Linked DNA regions of Mus musculus: region 2 is linked to region 1. The links are chromatin loops, found by intact Hi-C in ENCODE. Cell type or tissue: heart. All regions are shown on one strand.

Region 1 (8,000 bases):
CAGGCCTGCTGCTGCTGCTCCTGCTGCTGCAGCTCTGTCTCCTCCACACAGGGTCGGTCCAGATTAAACCACAGCGTCTCAGTCACATGAGGGAAGAGTGACGGGGACAAGGTGGACATGGCTCCTAAGCTGAGTTTGAGTCCTGGCTCCATCACTTACTAGCTTTTTGATTTTGGCCAATACACTTAACCTCTCTGGGCCTCAGTTTCCTCATCACTGCCCATTCTTTGCTCATTATGATAATGACTGCGAGATTGGCCAACAGGGCTCTTGATCTTATTAACAGTGGCGGGTATGGATTCTAGCTTATAGAGTGGGCCTTACACCCAATTAAGAAAAAAAAAAAAACGGTAACTACAACCCCCCTCCACACACACACAAGTGGTTGGTTACTTCCACAACATATGTGCCACTATTGCTGTAGTCTATCTTGCAGATAGGTCTCTATTATAGTCCAACATCCTTAGCCCTTAAGGAAATTCACACTAAAATGACTTTGAAATTTCTTCTTACTCAAGTCAGAATGACCAAGATCAATAAAAGAGATGATATCCCACGCTGGCAAGGATTCATACAAAGGAACTGCTTCTTCTTCAAAAACATTTTTTTAATTAAAGAAAATTTTATACAATATTTTTTGACTATATTCTTTTCCCTCTCCTAACTCCTCCCAGATCACCCCCTTTCCCTATCCACCCAACTGCATATTCTCTCTTTCTCTAAAAAAAAAAAAAAGAAGAAGAAGAAGAAGAAGAAGAAGAAGAAGAAGAAGGAGGAGGAGGAGGAGGAGGAGGAGGAGGAGGAGGAGGAGGAAAAAGAGAAGAAAAACAACACCTTCATTGCTGGTAAAAGTGCACACTTGTGTAGCCACTGTGAATGTTAATGTACAGGTTTCTCAACAAGCTGAAAATAGATCTTCTACAATATGCAGTTGTAACACTCCTGGGCATCAAAGGACTCTATATCCTACCACAGTCTTGCTTATCCGTGATCATATGTTCTTTTCATAACAGCCAGACTTTTCTTCTTTCCTGTTCATATGTAAATTCCTCTCACGTGTCTGAAGAGAAAGCACAAGAGAAAAGTGCTCTTTCATAGTGTGTCTTAATCCATTTCTCATACTGTAACAAATATCTGTGACAATCAAGTATAAAGATTTATTTGTTTGTTTATTTATTTATTGGGTGTGTGTGTTATAAGACTGGAGACAGTGGGTGTCTTCCTTAATTTCTCTCCAATTTAGTTTTTGAGACAGGGTCTCTTACTGATCTGAGATCCACCAATGACTATATTGGTTGGTCATCATGCCCAAGGGAACCTTCTGTCTTTTTCTGTCCACAGCCCTAGCTGGGACTATGAGCCACCATGACTGACCTTTTGTGGATGCTGAAGAATGTACCAGGTTCACTTTACTGACTAAGACCCTATGTGGACTCTTACGAAAATCTTTCATTATCTCTTTATTCATGTGTGTGTCCTTCTAAGAGCTGAAAGACACTCTAGCCTCAGACCAAAAGGGCCTGGCTCCCTGGACATTGCTCTGTCTGACAGTGGCCTGACTCTTGGAGATATCTAGTATCAGAAATGCTTTGAGCCCAGGTCCTGAGAAACAAATTTCTCTGAAGCTTTTTGTGGTTGTTCATGATGGTGGTCATTTTAATGATTCTATCTGGCTGACTAGAGGTAACCAAGATAGATTTCATTCTGGAAACAGCAATATCACTCACAATTGAGACATTTTGTAACTCAGGGTTGGGGAAGAGAGATTAAGTTCTGTCACATGGTGTTTTAACAGCAACTGTTTTGGAGAGTTGAGGGATTGTAATTGAGATTGGCAGCTAGACATCTCCCATGCAGTTTACTACTAAGATTTAGGAGACAAGATATGGAATAATCAACCTGAAGAGACTACAAATTCTTCTTCCAAGGACCATGTATAGCAAAGAATGGGAGGAAAACAGGTGAAAATTGTACATGAAGGTGCTAGTGCACATTTCAGGGTCTCAGCTGTGTGACTTAATTTTTAAGGATGGACCTCGAGTGTCCCAAGCTGGCTTTGAACTTGCTATGTAGTTGAAGGTGACCTTGAATTTCTGATTCTCCTGCTTTTATTTCCCCAGTGCTGGGATTAAATGCTATGTACTATCATGTCGGGTTAATGCGCTGCTGGGGATTGAGCCTAGGACTTCACAAACACTTGGCAGGCACTCTAACAACAGCTATGTCCAGCCATTCTTTTGGGTGGCCAGAGGGATTCAGACCATAGTCTCTAACAATAGTATAGTGGTCCACAATGCAGGGAGCAGAGAACACAATTGTGGGGTGGTGACCTTTAACCTCTCCAACATTAGTGACATTGGGACAATGTTTGCTTCTCTTCCTTATACATAGGGGGGCTCCTGGGCTTCTGAGCTTCTGGGATTCTGGCCTGCCCAGGGTAACTATGGCAGTCAAGGGTTTCTGGAGAAGAGGAAGTCATTGTCTTCAGAGGTAGACTGCTGAGTCCCTCATGCTGCAGTGAAGAGCTGCACACCTGTGCCCTTGTCATCCCAATGGGTCACAAAGTGAAAAAATAAAAAGAACACTAAAAAAGATAAGAGTGGGGTTGGGACTTGTGGGTGTGTTGTTTTTTGGAGGGGCAATGATGGAAGTAGAAGGAATGAATGTGACCAGCCTGACCATATATATATATACACATATATATCATCACATATATGTATCACATATGTGTCACATGTATACAACATATATACATAGTATATATATGATATACACATAGTATATACCTATATATATATATATATTCAAATAATGAGTTATAAAAGCTTTCTTTAAAAAGAAAAAACCCTCCAGAAACTTAAGAGACTGCGTTTATGTATTTTACTCATCTAACAAACTATTATGCTGACTCACTAGCCCTGCAGAGCAGTTTGGACATTTCAGGTGACATTTGTCCACTCAGCTCCCTTCCTGTGACACCCCTGAGAGACTCATGTGTCTTCAGATGAAAAGATAGGGAGGTTTGGAGGCTTCGGGAACTTGTCCAAAATCACAGGTAGCATGGGGGCAGTTGCTGACAGGTGCACCTGCTCCCCCCCCCCCCCCCCCCGCTCCCTGTGACACTTCCAGGCCTTGCCAGCACAGGGCTAGCACCTCTTATACTGCAGAGTATGGCTTTAATGTGTGTGTGTGTGTGTGTGTGTGTGTGCACATGTATATGTGTGAGGGTGTGTGCAGAGGTTGGAAGTGGATTCCTCAGTTGTTCTCCACCCTGTTTTTTGAGACAGCATCTCCCAGAGAACCTGGAGCTCACTGACTGGCTAGATTAGCTCACCCAGGCCTCCTTCTGTCTCCACACCCCCAGTGCTAGGCTTACAAGGGCATGCTGCTGTGCCTGGCTTTTTGACATGGTTCATGTAGACTGATGGCAGGGTCCCACGCTTGTATGGTAGACACTTTACCAATGAAGTCATATCCCTAGCGTGCTCTCTCTCTCTCTCTCTCTCTCTCTCTCTCTCTCTCTCTCTCTCTCTCTCTCTCTCTCTCTGGTGGTTATTACTATTTAAACGTAGTAATAGTGTTAAGTGCTTCTGTTGCACATGCTGGAGTTACCTGCATTTTCTTATTTAATCCTCAAGACAACATACCACCAAGTTCTCTGCCTGACTCTAACTCAACTCCTGCATACAGTCCCATTGATAACTTGCTGATCTAGACTTGGTACCCTTTCCAATACTAAGTATAGCCAGTAAATCCTGAGAGTACAAATCAAGCAGAGGGCATACAACAGAAGCTCAGAAGCCTGTCAGGAAACAAGAGCAAGAGCTGCACAGGCCAGCTAACTGAGCACTGGGGAAGCTGGGCCGGGAGGATGGAGCGTTCAAAGCCAGCCTGAGTTACATAGTTTCAAGCCAGCCTGAATTGGATGGACAGATGCTGTATGAAAAAAACCGAAGCAACAAAAGCCAAGCGCTCCCAACCAGACAAAACAGCAAAGTGGCAAGAGCCAGGCATGGTGGCATACACCTAATAATTCAATTACTTGGGAGAACAAAGTGGAGGATTGCCGAGAGTATCAGACCAGCCTGGGATTCACACTGAACCCTTATCTCAAAAAAACCCAACCCCCCCGCCCCCCCCCCCCCCACACACAGGCGGAAGGAGAGTCCGATAAGACTGGTCTTTGTGGCTTTAATCAGCATCCAGTTCGCCTCCCACTAGACTCCTTCCTCTTGGCTTTGAAGGTGAAAAAGTAAAATGCTCTGTGCAGTGCATGCCGTGTTGGGATATATAACTTGCAGAAACCCAATAGGCTCGAGTTAAGTTTTTGTTTAAAAAAAAAAAAAAAAAGGAAGTGGCTTAAAAAGCAGTGTCCTCGTGACCCCTCCCTGGAAAACCTGCAGGCTAGTGCAGACTCAGTTCTTCCAACATCTCCATCCAAACGGAAGTTGGGGATCGCAAACATTTCCGCCAAGCGGAGGGTAATGACAGCATCACCGTGGGAAAAATGGTGGGGGTTGATTTCAGGACTGTAAAAGACATTTTCATCGCGTAATGAACCTAGCAGCAGCCTAGCAGCTGGCCACATTGCCACAGAACGACTTCCTCCATCAGCTAGCGGAAGGAGCTGGGAGACATGAAGAGCTCCTTGCAGGCAGGGGCTGACTCTGGAAACCAAAAATGGAAATGCCGCCACTAGCTCTGCATCTGCGCAGTGAGCATCAGGGTGAGGCCAGCCAAGGACCCACCTAGGCGCTCTGGGGCACAGATGAGAGGAAAAGAGAAACCCGAGCCTGCGCACTGACAGGCCAGTGACAGGTGCTGGTCATGGCTGAATTGTGTCCAAGTGCCTCCACCACTCGGGGTTCCTACTGCCTTTCTATGTAGAAGCGGGCTTAAAGAAAAATTCTGACAGGCTTGCTTTGGTAGCAGATGGGGGTGAGTTTGTTCGAGAGAGGTTCTGTGTCATTCCCAGGAGGGACACAGCACAGAGACGGAGAAACTGAGCAGGTAGACCTTGCTGCGGTTCCCCACCCAGACTGTTTCCCTGACGTTATACCCTTTGTCCACCTCATTGCTACACGGCTGTCCATTCATCAAGGACTTTAAACACAGAATAGCTTGCCTTCTTTGCGGGGGAGGTGTGCGATCATTTTTGAAACATTCTGTGACGCACAGAACTTGAGTTAAGTCAGTTTGTGGTCAGTGTTTGATTTGACAGGGTCTCTCTGTAATCTAGCCTGGCCTGAAATCTTGGTAACTCCTTGGAGAGTTTTCATGGCCAGCAGTGTACTAAAGACTCTGAGAAGTCTTGTAGTGGGGAAATGTTTCTTTCTCCACAGTAGTTCTTTAAGTGTTGACTTTGGAAGACTTTTTAAACGTTTTCTTTTTATTTTACTTTTAAACAAGTGTAGTGACAGAAAAGGGTGTCCTTTCCTCCCCTTTATAATTGTGCTGGGTAGTTTTATGTCAACTTGACAAACGCTACATTTATCAGAGAGGAAGGAACCTCAATTCCTGAAAAGCCTCCTTGAGATGGGCCTGTAGGCAAGTCTTAATTAGTGCTTGATGGGGGAGGGTCCAGGCCATGGTGGGTGGCGCCATCCCCCATGCTTGTAGTACTGAGTTCTATAAGAAAGTAGGCAGAACAAGCCCTGAGGAGCAAGCCACTAAACAGCCCTGCTCCATGGCCTCTGCATCAGCTCCAGCCTCCAGGTTCCTGCCCTGCTTGAGTTTCTGTCCTGACTTCCTTCAGTAATGGGCTAAATGGGGAAATATAAGCCAAATGAACACTCCCCACTCCCCCCTTCCCCTCCCCCTGAGTTGATTTTGGTCGTGGTGTTTCGTCACAGCAATAGTAACCCTAAATAAGACAAATGTCACAGTAGATAGACCAATGAGAGGAAAGTGTAGCAAATTTGTTTATTCAGAGTTTGATCTATCCAAGGAGACTTCACTCCCGGGCTGAGGTAAAGATGCCTATTTCACACCCAGATGCCACGAAGGTGGGCAGGGCATAGAAATGGGATAAGCATAGAATGTGATGTCCTGGGAAGAGAGAGCCCAGCAGGTCTGCCTGCCCGCAGAGGCCTTCTTGACCTGAGTGTAGCAGTCCTCTCAGGAAGGGGGAGCAGATGGCTATGGAATGAGATTGCTGACAGCATTCTGGAGGCCACGAGTCTTCAGTGGATGGCCTGGCTGGCTGAAGTAGGGAAGGCCTTTGAGGGTTAAATCCACCCCTGCCTCTGGTCTAGTACCCCACTTTCAGGTCCCCCGTGATGTGAGAAGTCACACTGCTCATACTGCGACCAACTCCTCTAGCCTCCCCTGCCCTGACAGACTGTGCAACTCACCCTGGGGAATATGCTCTGGCGAATTATTACTATTTAAACCATTTCATTGTAAAATAGAACACATGCCAACGTGCTATATAGAAATTATTGAAAACGTACGAATCATTTATTTCAGCAGGTTTTTTTTTTCTTTTTTTATGTACAATTTTGGGGCCAGGGTGAGTGGAAACCACAGGAAGAAAGATTGTAGCAAGGATTGGTGACATTTGATTGCTCGCTAAAGGAGGCCAGATACACGAAGTAGCTTTCAATACTCTAAAATTGTCCCACACACCCCAAAGGAAGGCCAATAGACAACCCATCTCCCTTGCAGATTCCTTAGCCTTCATGCCCTAACCACCAAGGACATTCTCTCTTCTTGGCCCTGGGGAACACATCTACTGTTCTCATCTGGTTTAATCTAATTTTCAGTGTGTATGTGGGGAGAGGTCATCCTTTTTATTTCTTTGGCAATGACCAAAATATTCCTTCAGGACCCTCCTCCTATTTAATGTTTCTACTTTGGGCATAAGTCCCGGCTCCTTCTCAGCGAGGCTATGGTCCTAACCTTTTGGGGTTGCTGTGGGCAACTATACAATTGGCTGTTACTGCTCAGGGCTGTGGGAACAGCTTTCCAAAACAGCTAAGCGACCCAAACCCAGACAAGCGCGTCTGGATCTGTGAAGTGCTTCTCGTATTTTGTTTCCTTTTCTGTGCACAGATATTTAAAAATAGATAGTAAGAACTTGCAATCGCCGTGAGGGGAGTTGTGTGTAGAAGGACGGCCCCTCCTTTGGAAATGACATCGTTACGGCTTTTTAGAATGTGAGCAGATTTGACATAGTAGAAAAAAAAATATGGATATTTTGGTCTGTATCCCACTTCCTGGCATACAGCTACACCAAACCGCGTGTCAGTTCTCAGAAATGATGTGACTTTTGGATGCTAACGGGATTTCTGATGTTTAGGGCCTCTTGGGTAGTCTTCAGACAGAGGCTGGTTGCCAAGGGAAACAGCCAAGTGAAGCAACAACTTGGACTTTCAGCCTTACCCTCTCCTCTGACCTCTGGAGAGGGAGAGGGGCGGGCTAGCCTTTGAGGTGATCGTTGTTGGCCAATGGCTGAATTAAAACCCAAAAGGAAGCTGTGGAGAGCTTCGGGTTCATTTAACAATCTGCCTATATTTAGATTCTGGGAGAATGGCAAGGCTCGACTTTGCCAAGGTGAAGAGTTACACGTTAGAGCAGCCTCCGTCTCTCCCGGGGTGGGTGCCTGTCGGAGGCACGGAGGTCTTTGCGCTCACCGACAAGCGTTAGGGGACCTGGATGTTCATCATACGAGTTGACCCTTCAAAGGGAAAAGTGGATAGCCTGCAATCTGCCCAGAAGGCTGGGACTGGAAATGGCTAAGAGCTTGGTGACCTGTGTGCTGTCTGTGTGGCTGCGACCACACTGGATCCGGCCCTTACTGTGAGGTTGTCACTCTGCGGAACTTTGTGGAAAGTTGTCTGTGGGATGTTTTTGTGCACGGTGTATTAAATGCTGATGTCAGTATCTAGAGACCTGGTGGCTGTCTGGACTTTGGAACTGTCATTATTATGGAGCATTTCCTGATTCGCTATTTTGTAAGATATTGCTTTCCATCACCTTCTGATTGGTTAATATAGAGC
Region 2 (8,000 bases), 180 kb after region 1:
TCAGCTGCTCCCTGGAGCCCTTGGGTGAGAGGGGAAAGACCTATGTGGTGGCCCACCTCTTGCTGCGTTTGGCTACGTGTTAGGTTGTATGTTCTCTTAACTTTGAAGTCTCTAGTCTGTTACAACGCTTCTTCCTAGGGTATTGAGTTTCCTCTGAGGACGCTGTCTCTGAAAGCTGCAGCAAAGACATTTGATGTTCTGGGGAAGCTGGAGCCTCTAAGACAGTGGTTCTCAACCCCTTGGGGTCACCCACCCTAAGATTGTCTGCATATCGGGTATTTACATTATGATCTATAACAGCTGCAAAATTACAGTTAGGAAGTAGCAGTAAAAATAACTTTATGGCTGGGGGGTTACCACAGCATTAAAGGGTTGCAGCGATAGGAAGATTGGGAACCACAGCTCTAAGGCAACCCAAGCAGTAGAAAGCCAAGGTTTATTTCTGTTAGGAAACCCGAGCTCATCTTCCCTCTCCAATCCCACACTCGCACATTTTTTATCAGCTTTTACCTAGCTGTGGTCTCTCCCAGGAGCCATCAAAGACTTTTCCCTTAAACTCTCCCTGAGCATCTTTTTTTTTTTTTTTTTTTTAAGATTTATTTTATTATACATAAGTACACTGTAGTTGTCTTCAGACGCACCAGAAGAGGGCATCAGATCTCATTATGGGTGGTTGTGAGCCACCATGTGGTTGCTGGGATTTGAACTCAGGACCTTTGGAAGAGCAGTCAGTGCTCTTACCCGCTGAGCCATCTCTCCAGCCCCCTATCTGAGCATCTTATAGTCTCCCTGTCTGAGCATTTTACACTCTACCTGTCTGAGCATCTTACAATCTCACTGAGGTTTTCTTTCCATATCGTTAGAATCATGTGATAAATCAACAAAATCTGAGTGCTACAATCTAGGGCCGTGTTTTTCCAAGATGTCTTCCTCAAGATGAAGGGGAGTTGGTGCTTAGTAGGAAATGGGTATCCTGGCCAAATGCATTTAGAAAACGCCAATTCACCAGGGTTCTATACACTATGTATTCTGAGCAGGTTTGGTACACTCACCCTGATAGTGAGCACAGATGCCATGGGGTGGGGATTGGTAAAATGTGGAGAGGCAGTTATTTGATTTTCTTTCAGATTATAGAAAAACAATAAGAATATATCAAATAGAAATATCTCATTTGACATTTTATTTTTCTGGACAGGGTCTCACTCTGTAGCCCAGGCTGACCAGGATCTCCTGGCAATCCTCCTGATTCTGTCTCTTGAGTACTGGGATTATAAGTGTGAGTCATCACACTGGGCTTGGCATGAACTTAGGTACATATGTAAATTTAAAGGTTCCTGCAACTATCGTCAGAAAGGTAAAAACAAGCAAACAAACAAAAAAACAAAACAAAACAACCAACCAACCAACCAACCAACAAATCAAATCAAACAGGTGAACTATTTATAAGCAGGCTTCTGTTTTGTTTTCTGACTTAAGTCGGGCTCTCATTTTGTAGCCCAGGTTGGCCTCAAACTAGCAATAGCAATGTAGTTCAGGTTGACCTGGAGATCCTCCTGCCTCTGTTCCAGAATGCTGCTGTTATGCTAAGTATGAGTTACAATGGCTGACTTGAGCATTCTTGATTTCAAAGCAGTTGTAGGTTTTTGTAGCCAAACTGAACAAAAGTACTGGAGTTTACACATAGCCTCTGCCTCAAATCTGCCTTGCTTCTGCTCCTATCCCTTTTCTGATGATCTATTTTTATTTAGCTCAGTAGGTAAAAAGACCATTATTTATTTATTTATTTATTTATTTATTTATTTATTTTTTGGGTTTTTTGGTTTTTCGAGACAGGGTTTCTCTGTATAGCCCTGGCTGTCCTGGAGCTCACTTTGTAGACCAGGCTGGCCTCGAACTCAGAAATCCGCCTGCCTCTGCCTCCCGAGTGCTGGGATTAAAGGCGTGCGCCACCACGCCCGGCTAAGACCATTATTTAAACATCAATCAATGTAACATGATTGAAGGGATGTGCTGCATGTCTGTTTTGCCTTTTCTGTACACTGTTTTGGTCTCTTCATTTGAAAATGTAGCCTGAGCCCTACTGCAAATGCTTGCCAGTCACATGTGGCCACTGGCTCCTGTGTGACTGCAGGTGTAGAGGGCTGGAGTCTGGAAAACCCGGTTCCAGGAACAGGGTTGGGGAATGCTGGCTAAGTTTCATCCTGCAGTCACACAAATGTATTTCAGGACCCTGAAATTCTGCAGTGATTTTTCCGTGAAATACAGGCAATGCTATACATAATGCACAAATTTCATGACTCCAGGGGGGCAATTCATCCCACTACACCATGATTCTAGCACAAATCTTTTCCTTCATAGGAGGGAGAAGTCCAGTTTCCTTCCTGTGCCCTTTGGGAGTACAGCTTTGGATTCCTTGTCAACTGGGTTAGAATGGGGCTTTGTCTAGGGACCCAGAAGACTTCGTTAGCCTGGATGCCTCAGCTTGCCATTCTACTTGGAGCTTTTTAGAATCATGTGTTGTGATCCTTAAGATTTGCAGGACTTCTCCAGACTAGCTTTTCTTGTTCACATCCAAGTCTGTCAGGCAGAGTGCCTGAGGATTCCTGACCATAGACTGTTGTGATGGGCGATGGTCTTTGGGCCTGAGGGTAAAAAGGGAAAAGAAAAAAAACAAACAAACAAATGAAAAAAACCAGAGTCTTGAAGCTCCCAGATGTCTTAGTTATTGTTCTATTGTTGTAAAGAGAAAATATGATAAAGGCATCGCTTATAAAAGAAAAACACTTAACAGGGTAAAAATGTTCTTGATTTAAGAAGGTAGTAAGAATCCATGGCCATCACAGTGGGAAGCACACAGGTGCGGTGTTGGGGTAGTAGTTGAGTGCTTTACATCCTGATCCATAGAAAACTGGCAGAGAGAGAGAGAGAGAGAGAGAGAGAGAGAGAGAGAGCACCTGAGCCTGGTGTGGCCTTAGGCCATCCCTAGTGACACACCTCCTCCAACATGGCCAAACCTCCTGATCTTTCCATCAACTGGGGTCAAACATTCAAATATGCTCCTATGGGAACTGTTCCTATCTGTTCCAAACTACCACACCATGTATTCACAAACAAACGCTTACTGATCACCTACCAAGTGACAGTCCCTGTTACTGGTGCTGGGACACATCAAAAGACAAAGTTCTATGGGTGCTGAAAGATTCTAATGACAAAAGACAGATGAATTGCATAAGTACGGGTAGATTGGAGAGAAGTAGATTAATTTATTCTTTAGTTAAGGCTGTAATTGAAGGAAAGAGGGAACCAATTCAAGAACAGTTCTCTTAGCCTCTGTCCATTATCCATTGATATAAAATGGTACCTTTAATTAAATGATGCATCCTCCCATATGCCTTGACTCGTGTTTAGGTTATATATAATCGCCAACCCAATATAAATGTTGCATAAGCAGTTGTTAAGCTTATTGTTTGGGAAAAAATGACATGTCAGTACAGATTATGTGTAATAAATATTATATATCTATATATAGAAAGAAGAGCAGGGAGTCTTACTGTGTGACTTTGGCTGGGCTTGGAACCAGAGAGATCTACTTGCTTCTGTTTACTGAGTGCTGGGATTAAAAGCATCACCAATCTCAGCTCAGACTATGCATATATAATATTATATATAATAAATATATATAACATATATTTTATAGTGCTGGGTGCAGAACTTATAGAGAGTTAATGGCACACATTTATAAGTACATATAAATACACACATAATGCTATTTTCTTGTTTATTGTCACATGCTTTTGTACCTTCAGTACTTTTGTGAACATGTGGTCTTTCTATGTAGATAATGAAACTATTGAATGACAACCAAGGTGTGTGTTGCTCACACAGCTCTCTACTGAGTACACAGCATGGGCTCAACCATTTCAGGAGAAAGAGAGGCTTCGCTCTCCGACTGTTCAACTTACAAGAGGTATCAGGAGCAAAACGTGTCATAATGAGCTGGCTACTCACCAAAAGCAGCCCTCACTTAAATCTTTCTCACTCTGCTCCAGTTCCTATCCTGCCCAGCAAGTTGTCACTGTGTTGCTCATAGCCTGGCTTATTGTCAGATATAACACAAGCCTGAGACGATGGGAAGTTGAAACAGTCGTTACACAGGGGGATTTGCCAAATTTTCTGGATTTTGTGGAGTTGGTGAAAGCAATACAGAAAAACCACTGGGATTATATGCCACGGACACCTGAGAACTGGACCGTGGTCTCCCTGTCCATCGTGGAGGCAAAGGATGTTGGGAACAAAGACAAAGGTTTTAAAGGGAAGGGCTGGCTCAATATTAAGGGAACAGAAAAGTTGCTTAGAAACCTAACATTTCAGAATAGCTTTTTAGTGCATGTCCTATTAAAAAATCGAGTCAAGTGTGAAGAACGTTGTATAAGCCCCATGGTGGCACATGCCAATAACCCCAAAATTCGGGCAGCTGAGATAATGAGATGTCAACGTTAGCCTGGCTACACAGTGCAAACTTATCTCAGAACAAAACAATTCAGGGGCTGGGCTGGAGCTCAGTTGGTAAATTGCTTGCCTAGCAAGTTTAGTGCTTTGAGTCTGATGTCCAGCACTGTGGAATTGGCATGGTGGTAGAAATCATTAATCCCAACACTCAGAGTGGAGATGGGAGTCAGAAGTTCTGGGCCTTCCTTAGCTGCATAGCAAGTGTGAGATGAATCTGCGTTACATGAAATCCTGTAATTTTTTTTAAAAGAATGAATGAATAAAAGAAGAAAGAAAGGAAGGAAGGAGAGAGAGAGACAGAGACAGAGAGACAGAGAGACAGATACAAGTTCCTCAAGGTCACAGAGCTGGTTTGAAAGACCACATCTCCACTACACAACACTGCCTCCTAGAGGAAATACACGTGTCAACTCTTAACAAGTTTGGAAAAAAGCTGTTGTAAAACCCCATTTTTTTGCAGCCCTCACAGAAATAACTTTTTTCATTAAGCAGTCTCATCTCAGAGAATTTTTGAGTGACAGATGAGTGTAGTATCTTACTGCCTTGCCACTGTATATCATACAGGCTAAAACTTTCAAAGTCTGAATATCCCAACTGCTGCTAGTTAGAGCCTGTTATCTTGTTTTCTTCCTGTCTCCAGGGCCTATTGGGAAAATTAAGCACATCTGATAAACGTTCAGCATCTAGATACCTTACCTTGTAGTTCAGCTGGGAGGCAGACACTAAATAAAATAATAATAAGATAAAATAAAACCTTGCCGCTCACAATGATATGCTGCCTTTGTCTGCCTTTCAAGCAGAGGAAAGCTAACGACCACGTATGGCTCTAGGCAAGAATGCTGATTTGCAGTCTCTTCAGGAAATTGTAGAGCTTCCGAAGAAGACAATATTCGTAGTCAAAATAGATTAAGTTGAAGCCAAGGGCAGAGCTAATGATACTGTGTGTTTGGTTGGAAACAAGTAGCAGACGACTAAGCTATGATAGCAGACAGTCTGCCCTGTAATCCTCCTTTGTTCTTAGGTCCCTGTCACCCACAGGATGGAAAAAAAAATAACATTTTCTATATGAGTACTTCACATTTTTGCAGATGGGTCAGAAAAAAAAAATCATGCTCTATAAACAAATGGGATGCAGGGCAAGAGAGGCAAATGTGTGTCTTTGGGAAAGAGTGGGCCTTCACGCCGACGTTTTCAAAGGATGTAAGAAAATCCTACAGCATTCTCTAGGATTCCAGGGAGGCCACACTGCCTTACAGAAGGGGCTAGAGAGAGTGGCTTCTCTAATAAAGATGGGGTGTCAAGGGTAGTAGACTACCAGAAATTTGCTTTGTATTAAAATGAATTGTAGGCAAGGATTCACAGAAAGATGTATATATACACTTGTGTTTGTAGCAAAACTACTCATGATTGCCCGAAAGTGTAAGGACTCTGTGTCCATGAACAGATAAGGCAGAACAAAACCACAATACATTTATAACCTGGGACAAAAAGCAGCCTTATAAAGGAAGGATATTGTTTTATTATTATTATTATCCACTTATTTATTTTATTTATATGAGTACACTGTAGCTGTCTTCAGACACACCAGAAGAGGGCACCAGATCCAATTACAGATGGTTGTGAGCCACCACGTAATTGCTGGGAATTGAACTCAGGATCTCTGGAAAAGCAGTCGGTGCTCTTAACTGAGCCATCTCTCCAGCCCCATAGAAAGGATAATCCATAACTGAGATGCACCACACTTGAGTCTTCACACTGTGCTAAGCCAAATAAGTCAACCACAGAAGGAACGTGGCATTGATGAGTTCCTACAAAGCCAGGAAATAAAGCAAGGATGTTGTTAGTGTGCATCAGAATCCCTCAAAAGACTTGTTAAAGCAGTTTCCTGGGCACTCTCCTTAGCACTGCCTGTTGGGACACAGAATTGTACTTCTAAAAAGTTCTCTGATGGGGCTGATGATGCTACTTGGAAACCATGCTGAGAATTAACGAGCTAACCTGTGCTCTTATTTATTATAATGTAACAATAGGACTTGTTCTGTCTAAGGAAACTTGTAGGAACCACAGGGTAACTCGATGTGTTGAGAGGACTCAGTGGTGACAGTATGATGAACCAGTCACCTTGCAGGTGACTTTCTTTGCTCTAGCATATGGGCAGTTACTGATCTCTGTTAACTGAGTGTGACCGTTCAGATGTTTTCCACTGAAACATGTGGACAAAGACTCATAGCATCGTGACTCCTCATCAGCTTCTCCGGTCTATTCAGATAGTTTGTGAGGTCCCATTTAAGGATGATCCCTTGGGCCTTAAAACTGAGGTTAGATTAAACTCAGGGTTACGCAGGTTAGCATTTAATGATGCTCTAATTAGTTGACGAGAGGAATAAAGATATTTGGATATGGTTTGAGTGTGTCTCACAAAGATTTGTGTGTTTGGGATCTTGGTTCCTAGTGTGGCAATGTTAGGGTAGTAAGACCTTGAAGGCGTGAGATCTAGTGGGACATTGAAAGACTGGCCCGTTCTGCTTGATCGGTATCCTGATCAGTAACATGATTTATCCATCCTCACATCATCAGCTGTATTGAACAATGGTGTCCTCACCAGAGCTGAGCAACTGCCAAAGCCACACCCTTAAATCTTCAACATATGAGATAAATAAATCTTATATTTATAATGACATCCTTATAAATCTTATATTATAATGACATCAGGTGTTTTATTAACAAGAAGAAGAAGGAGAAGAAGAAGAAGAAGAAGAAGAAGAAGAAGAAGAAGAAGAAGAAGAAGAAGAAGAAGAAGAAGAAGAAGCCACAAGTGGTGGCATGGGTCTGTGATCCCACATTGGAGCAGAGGTTCAGTGCTGAATGAGACTGCATGGCATGACCCTGTCTCAAAGTCAAGGAAACAAAAGCAAAACCACGCCTCCAAAAAATATACAAAGGAAGAGGAGAGGGAGGAGGTAGAGAAGATGAAGAGGAAGAAGGAGGAGGGGTAGGGGTAGAGGAGGAAGAAGGAGGAGGAGGAAGAGGAAGAAGAAGAAGAAGAAGAAGACGAGGAGGAGGAGGAGGAGGAGGAGGAGGAAAGCAAGCAAGAGAAAGAAAGAAAGAAAGAAAGAAAGAAAGAAAGAAAGAAAGAAAGAAAGAGAGAAAGAGAGAGAGAAAGAGAGAAAGAAAGAAAGAAAGAGAAAGAAAGAAAGAAAGAAAGAAAGAAAGAAAGAAAGAAAGAAAGAAAGAAAAGGAAGGATTACTTCAGAAAATCAAATAGTTGTTATTACATTGGAAGGGCCAGATGATACATAGTAAAACTTTTGAAAATTTGTTTGGAAAAGTAACAGGACAGCATGAAAGTTCAAAGACAAAACATTTATGATGCTATCCAAGCTTCAATAGGACCACCTTTGTAGAATCTTAGAATGAATTGTCTCAGCAGTTCCACAGCTGAATATGAATAGTTTAATCTTCCTTCCTGCAACCCATGTCTCAGGTTTTAA

Evidence for each region. Peaks named below come from ENCODE experiments on the same cell type or tissue, not always from the same donor. Only the 100,000 strongest peaks of a DNase experiment are listed, where the experiment ranks them.
Region 2: a loop joins it to region 1, with 2.6 times the contacts of the local background. A loop is called at or near these places in 3 of 42 quality-filtered maps.

What each region holds. Positions count from the first base shown.
Region 1 is chr10:95,673,238-95,681,237 of GRCm38, forward strand. It overlaps the pseudogene Anapc15-ps. Among named protein-coding and RNA genes, the nearest start is that of Gm33336, 45 kb to the left of the region's middle. In heart, no CTCF peak of the experiment used is centred here; DNase peaks (open chromatin) are centred at 4,594, 5,624, 7,354 and 7,684; H3K4me3 peaks cover 1,520 bases; H3K27ac peaks cover 3,631 bases.
Region 2 is chr10:95,853,477-95,861,476 of GRCm38, forward strand. The region is part of intron 3 of Gm33377 (a long non-coding RNA gene); the gene reads left to right. Among named protein-coding and RNA genes, the nearest start is that of Gm33543, 15 kb to the left of the region's middle. In heart, a CTCF peak has its summit at 4,907; no DNase peak of the experiment used is centred here.